Regions from separate parts of the Homo sapiens genome. Here region 2 is linked to region 1. A link is an interaction called in ENCODE POLR2A ChIA-PET data of the cell type or tissue named here. Cell type or tissue: PC-9. All regions are shown on one strand. Each heading gives the region's core, and the rest is flanking DNA. Links, peaks and the distances in the headings are about the cores only. Region 1 overlaps LOC100507513 (a long non-coding RNA gene). Region 2 has its middle 15 kb from the start of METTL17.

The links. Peaks named below come from ENCODE experiments on the same cell type or tissue, not always from the same donor. Only the 100,000 strongest peaks of a DNase experiment are listed, where the experiment ranks them.
Region 2: POLR2A ChIA-PET joins it to region 1 with 10 read pairs; 4 of 35 experiments call an interaction of 5 or more read pairs at or near these places.

Annotation. Positions count from the first base shown.
Region 1 is chr14:20,879,444-20,882,362 of GRCh38, forward strand. The region is part of intron 1 of LOC100507513 (a long non-coding RNA gene); the gene reads right to left. Among named protein-coding and RNA genes, the nearest start is that of RNASE3, 10 kb to the right of the region's middle. In PC-9, for the core only: no CTCF peak of the experiment used is centred there; no DNase peak of the experiment used is centred there.
Region 2 is chr14:20,973,422-20,976,340 of GRCh38, forward strand. No RefSeq gene overlaps it. Among named protein-coding and RNA genes, the nearest start is that of METTL17, 15 kb to the right of the region's middle. In PC-9, for the core only: no CTCF peak of the experiment used is centred there; a DNase peak (open chromatin) is centred at 1,690.

The DNA.
Region 1 (2,919 bases), core at 295-2,794:
TGGTTCTGTCATTTCCTCATCCATTTAATGTAGCTGGCAAACAGAATAGAAGGTGGAGAAGCACACTTTCTCAACTGCGTTGGCCATTTTTCACTGGCATGGCCTTCAAGTGGGAACTATAGTTCCTACCTGAGCTGTCGCTTCTCAGCATCAACCCTACACCATGCAAGAGTGAGCATAAGCCTGAGGGCAGCTAGTTACTACAGCCACAGCAATGTAAATGGTGTTGCCAGTTTCCTCTTTGTCACAGATAGGACAAGAATAGATGCAATACAGTTAAATATGAAAGTAGAGAGAAATCTAACACAGAGTTTCCCAAAAATGAGTTAGATAAGACCCAGGAACTTGTGCAAACTCTCATCAGTGATCGACACCATGTCAACAAACTTGCAAGGAGAAAGAAAGGTCAATCCCAAAACTGGACCAAAAACACTTTATCTCCTTATTAGAAAACAATGGCAACATTAATAATACTACACTGCAATATCATATTTAGATGTATGGGCCAGAGAAGTGGGACGTGGACATTAAAAATGAGTCCTAGGAGGCCTGTGATAATTGGGTACTGGCTGCTCAAGAGAGGCCAAGTAACCAAAAAAAGAGCTATCATGTAGGACAGCACACATTTAAGGAAGCCTACCCTGTGCCAGAACGGGGCTGGGAGACGGACTCAAAGATAACCAAGACATGGACCCTTCTCTCAGGAACTGTCAGCCCAGTGGTTCTGGTACCAGAGGGGAAGGACCTCCTCTTAGCAGGTGCAAAGGTGAATAAAGTGATGATGGAGCTGTGGCCCACTAGAGGATGATGCAAGTACAGACATCGGGATGGGGAATACTGGTTGTTTGGAGGTGAGCTAGTTTTCTTTTTGAAAATCATATTCCTGTTTTATTTGAAAAACCAGTCCTCCACCTTGCTCCCGTCTGTGGCTTGGATGGACTGGCTCCACCCCAGCTCCAGTAATGAGCTACTCAGTGTGTGTGTCTCATTAGATGAGATGGGCACTTGTCCCAGTCAGAGACCTTTGCTAGGAATATTGGGAGATGAAGGCAGGACTTCATCTTGAGAGACTGGAAGATGTGGAGTTGCTGCTGTCATCTTACAGATATACAAGGAACATCTGCCTGATAGTGGGACTATGATAGAGGAGAAAGAAACAGGAAAATACAGAGAAACCATGTACTGTTTTCATCGTCTAAGTTCTGATAAGCTGCTCATTAAGCCATAACAGTTTGTTATGGCTTAGGAGAGTTTAACTGTACATTCAGGTTCTTAGGCCCTCAGAAGAGATCAAGTTCTTGGGGGTAAGGGGTTTCAGTTGTGCTAAGTGGCCAAAAGAAGATTCTAGAGAATTTTGTCTTAGAACTCCATGAGCGTCATTTATTCATTTCCATACTGGTAGCCTTTAATTTAATATAATTTTTATTTATTTATTATTATTATTATTTGTAGAGACAAGGTCTTGCTATATTACCCAGACCGTTCTTGAACTCCTGGGCTCAAGTGATCCTCCCACCTTGGTCTCCCAAAGTGCTGGGTTTACAGCATGAGCCACCATACCTAGCCATGGGTAACATTTTAAAATAAAGTAGTCAAAATAGATCTCCTTGAGAAAATTATTATTATTATTATTATTTGAGATGGAGTCTAGCTCTGTTGCCAGGCTGGAGTGCAGTGGCGCGATCTCTGCTCACCACAACCTCTGCCTCCCAGGTACAAGTGATTCTCCTGCTTCAGCCTCCGGAGTAGCTGGGATTACAGGCATGCACCATCACGCCTGGCTAATTTTGTATTTTTAGTACAACAGGGGTTTCACCATGTTGGCCAGATGATCTCCATCTCCTGACCTCATGATGTGCCCACCTTGCTCTCCCAAAGTGCTAGGATTACAGGCGTGAGCCACCGCGCCCAGCTGAGAAAATTATTTTTAAGCAAAGACTTAGAGAGAGAGGAAGTTAGCTATGCACATTGTGGGTGCGGTGTGGTTAGGGTGGCCCTGAGATAGAGATATGCCTGGTGTGTTTACGGAACAGCTAAGAGGACAGGGAACTAGAGGAAATTGAGTGGGAAGGAGAAGAGTAGGAGATTAGTTTTGAAAAGCAAATGGTTTGGGAATATGGATCATGTAAGAGCACATGAGATTTTATAAGGATTTCATTTTACTCAGGGTGAAATGAAGAAGCACTAAAAGATTTTGAGTAGAGTTTCATGATCTGACTTATGTTTTAAAAGGACCCTCTAGCTGCTTGGGCTATCAGTGGTGGAAGCAGGAAGGCCAATGAGAATGCTTTTCCAGTAATTCTAGTGAAAGGTGATGGTGGCTCAGAACGGTGGTAGCAGTGAAGGCCATGAGAAGTGGCCAGATTCTGTGTGTGATTTGAAGGCAGAAAAAGACTTCTCTGACAGGTTGGATGTGGGATATACGAGAAAAGAAGGTTATTCAACAATTAGAGAAAATGGACTTACCTTCTCTTGAGATGAGGAATACTGAGGGAGGAACAACTTCGGGGGAAGAGTAGGAAAAGATGATCAGTGTTTCCTGGGGACATGCTAGGTTTGATATACTTATTAGACATTTAAGAAGAAATGTCACATAGAAAGTTGCTGTACAAGTATAGGGTTCAGGAGAGAGAGGTGTACTGAAGATTTGGGCATTGTTAGAAAATTAATGATATTAAAAGTGTAGAGGTAGAAAAAGTATGATATCTCTCCTCTCCCCTCATAAGGGTCTGACACTCCTATAGCAAAAGACAGGTTAACAAGAGAAAAGCATAACAAATTTACTTAAAGTTTTATGTGACTCAGAAACCTTCAGAATGAAGACCCAAAGACCCAGGCAAAACTGTCTAGATTTATGCTCAGGTTCAGTGAAGGATGGACAGCCATGTAGCAATGTAATTGGACAAAAAGGGTATGAGT
Region 2 (2,919 bases), core at 181-2,680, 94 kb after region 1:
GTGCTGGGCCTTAGAAGAAGAGAATCTTGTCCAGGAGATGATTAGAAAGAGGGTCCACATATGAGCTGTGTTATTTGTTCTAGAGGAGGGAGTGAAGCGATGGAGAGGAGAGCATCTACATCCTTCAGATGAAAGGAAGCTCCCTTCCCCTGATCCCAGACCCCAGATCCTCAGGATTTCACATTCTCCCCATCTCTCCTCACTCCTCCAAGTACTCACCTGAGGAACTCACTCTGTCACATCCTTCTTCCTCTGACGCACCCAACACCATTGCCTCCCCGCTCTACCCTGAGTCTGCACATTCTCCTGAAGAGCTCCACAGCTTACACACAGACACACCTCATTTTTTTAACTGCCACATAGTACTAAGGGAATCCCAATAGTAAGGAATTATATGTTTAATTCCCAGTTCTAGCACTAATTTTCTATGAGGACTACCATTCTGGTCCTCAGCTATGAAATGTAGCTTGGAATAAAGGACCTCACAAATTCCTTCTAGCTCGGACTCTTGTAGTTCTTTGAAGCCCTCATAAGGAGTGTGTGTGTGTGTGTGTGTGTGTGTGTGTGTGTGTGTGTGTGTGTAGAGGAATGTCTACGGAAAATGCAATCTACATTTCTGAAATTTTTTACTATGTAGATCTGTTTTTCTTAAAATACTATACCTAAATCCAGAAAAAAATCACCTGATTAACTAAAATAAAATTATTGTCCTATATATACATGTATGTATGTATGTTATTATTGCTGTTGTTGCTACCTTAAGACTATCAAGAAAAACATTTAACTATTACATTGCAGTCAACACAGAAATCCCTATTTCTTTTCCCTTCTTCAATAGAGCAAGAGAAAATGTTAGCACAGAAGACAGTAAGATGATCTTACACCTCTGAGATTATTTAGGTTTGAGGTTAGTACACTGGGGGATATCAATCAGCAAACAGTAATGTAGTCATTCCCATCCTTAGCTGTCTCTATCAGCTTCACCTACCTCATCTAATAGGAAAACAGGAGACCTAAAAGTCATTAAACCTAAGAGGAAACTTTGATGAGTGCTTTACTGCCTAAAATATCTCAGCATCATTCAAAATGTTTATCCCTCATGGTTTTGCAAGGAGTGTTGGAAATAAGGAAGCCACTCCCTCTTTGGCACACCTATTTCACATAAGGTAATTGGGATTAAGCCTCACAACATGGTCCAGTAGGTAACACTCTACATACTTTTCTAGAGCTGATACAGGCTTTCGTCTGTGTCCACGATCTAAGGTCACCCACCATCAGGCTTATGTTTGCGTATCATGCAGGGTTTTAATGTTTCCCTTGTAGAAAAGAGAAAACGCCAGGCGTGGTGGCTCACGCCTGTAATCCCAGTACTTTGGGAGAACGAGGCGGGTGGATCACCTGAGGTCAGGAGTTTGAGACCAGCCTGGCCAACCTGGTGAAACCCCGTCTCTACTAAAAATACAAAAATTAGCTGGGTGTGTGGTGGTGGGTGCCTGTAATCCCAGCTACTCGGGAGGCTGAGGCAGGAGAATCATTTGAACCCAGGAGGCAGAGGTTGCAGTGAGCAGAGATCGCCCCATTGCACTCCAGCCTGGGTGACAGAGCGAGACTCCATCTCAAAAAAAAAAGAAAGAAAAGAAAAAAAAAAGAAAAGAGAAAACAAGGGCTGAGTCTGAGATCACAAGGTTGGTGAATAGCAGAGCTGTGAGTCAGACTCTGATATGTTTTTTTTTTTTTTTTTTTTGAAACGAGGTCGTGCTCTGTCACCCAGGCTGGAGTGCAGTAGTGGGATCATAGCTCACTGCAGCCTCAACCTCCCGGGCTCAAACAATTCTTCATTTAACCACAGATTTGATGTACTGATTATTCATTTACATTAAAATAAATATATAACAACGAACACTTTAAATGTGTATCTGCATACCCTAACATCGGCTATCTCACTTACCATCAGCTGTACATGCTTCATTTTTTCACATACAGCTTTATCTTGAACTTTAACTTAAAAAATTCCACCTGGAAAATGCTTTCACAGTAAAAGACCCAAGGACAGTATAAAAAAATGAATCCCAAGGCCAAAGATTTGGTCATATTTATCCAATTCTGTTCAAAAGAGAGGCTGAACAGGCAGGCTCTATATACTCATCATTGTGAAAATGACAAAATTGTTTACTAGGACAGTTCCTCATATTTTTCATGGAGTTAACAAAAAAAGTAATTCTTGTTTTTTCTTTTTGCTCTGATTCCTTGAATAAAGTAGTATATTAAAATGTGATTTTCAGCAGGGCATGGTGGCTCGTGCCTGTAATCCTAGCACCCTGGGAGGCTGAGGCAGGAGGATCACCTGAGGTCAGGAGTTTGAGACCACCCTGGCCAACATAGTAAAACCCCGTCTTTACTAAAAATACAAAAACTAGCCAGGTATGGTGGCGGGCGCCTGTAGTCCCAGCTACCTGGGAGCCTGAGGCATGAAGATCACTTGAACCTGGTAGGCGGAGGTTGCAGTGAGCCAAGATCATGCCACTGCACTCCAGCCTGGGTGACAGAGCGAGACTCTTTCTCAAAAAAAAACAAAAACAAAACAGGAGGTGATTCTCTGAGAGTCTCTCTGAGCCCACTCTGGTTCAGGAGGCTGCCCAGTTCAAAAACAAACAAAAAAAGGTGGTTTTCTGTGTCTCAGATTTAGTAAGTGTTCCCAATAAACAGGGCCCAATGGCCGGGCGCGGTGGCTCACACCTGTAATCCCACCACTTTGGGAGGCCGAGACAGGTGGATCACGGGTTCAAGAGATCAAGACCATCTTGGCCAACAGGGTGAAACCCCATCTCTACTAAAAATACAAAAATTAACTGGGCATGGTGGTGTGCGCCTTTAATCCCAGCTACTCAGGAGGCTGAGGCAGGAGAACCACTTGATCCT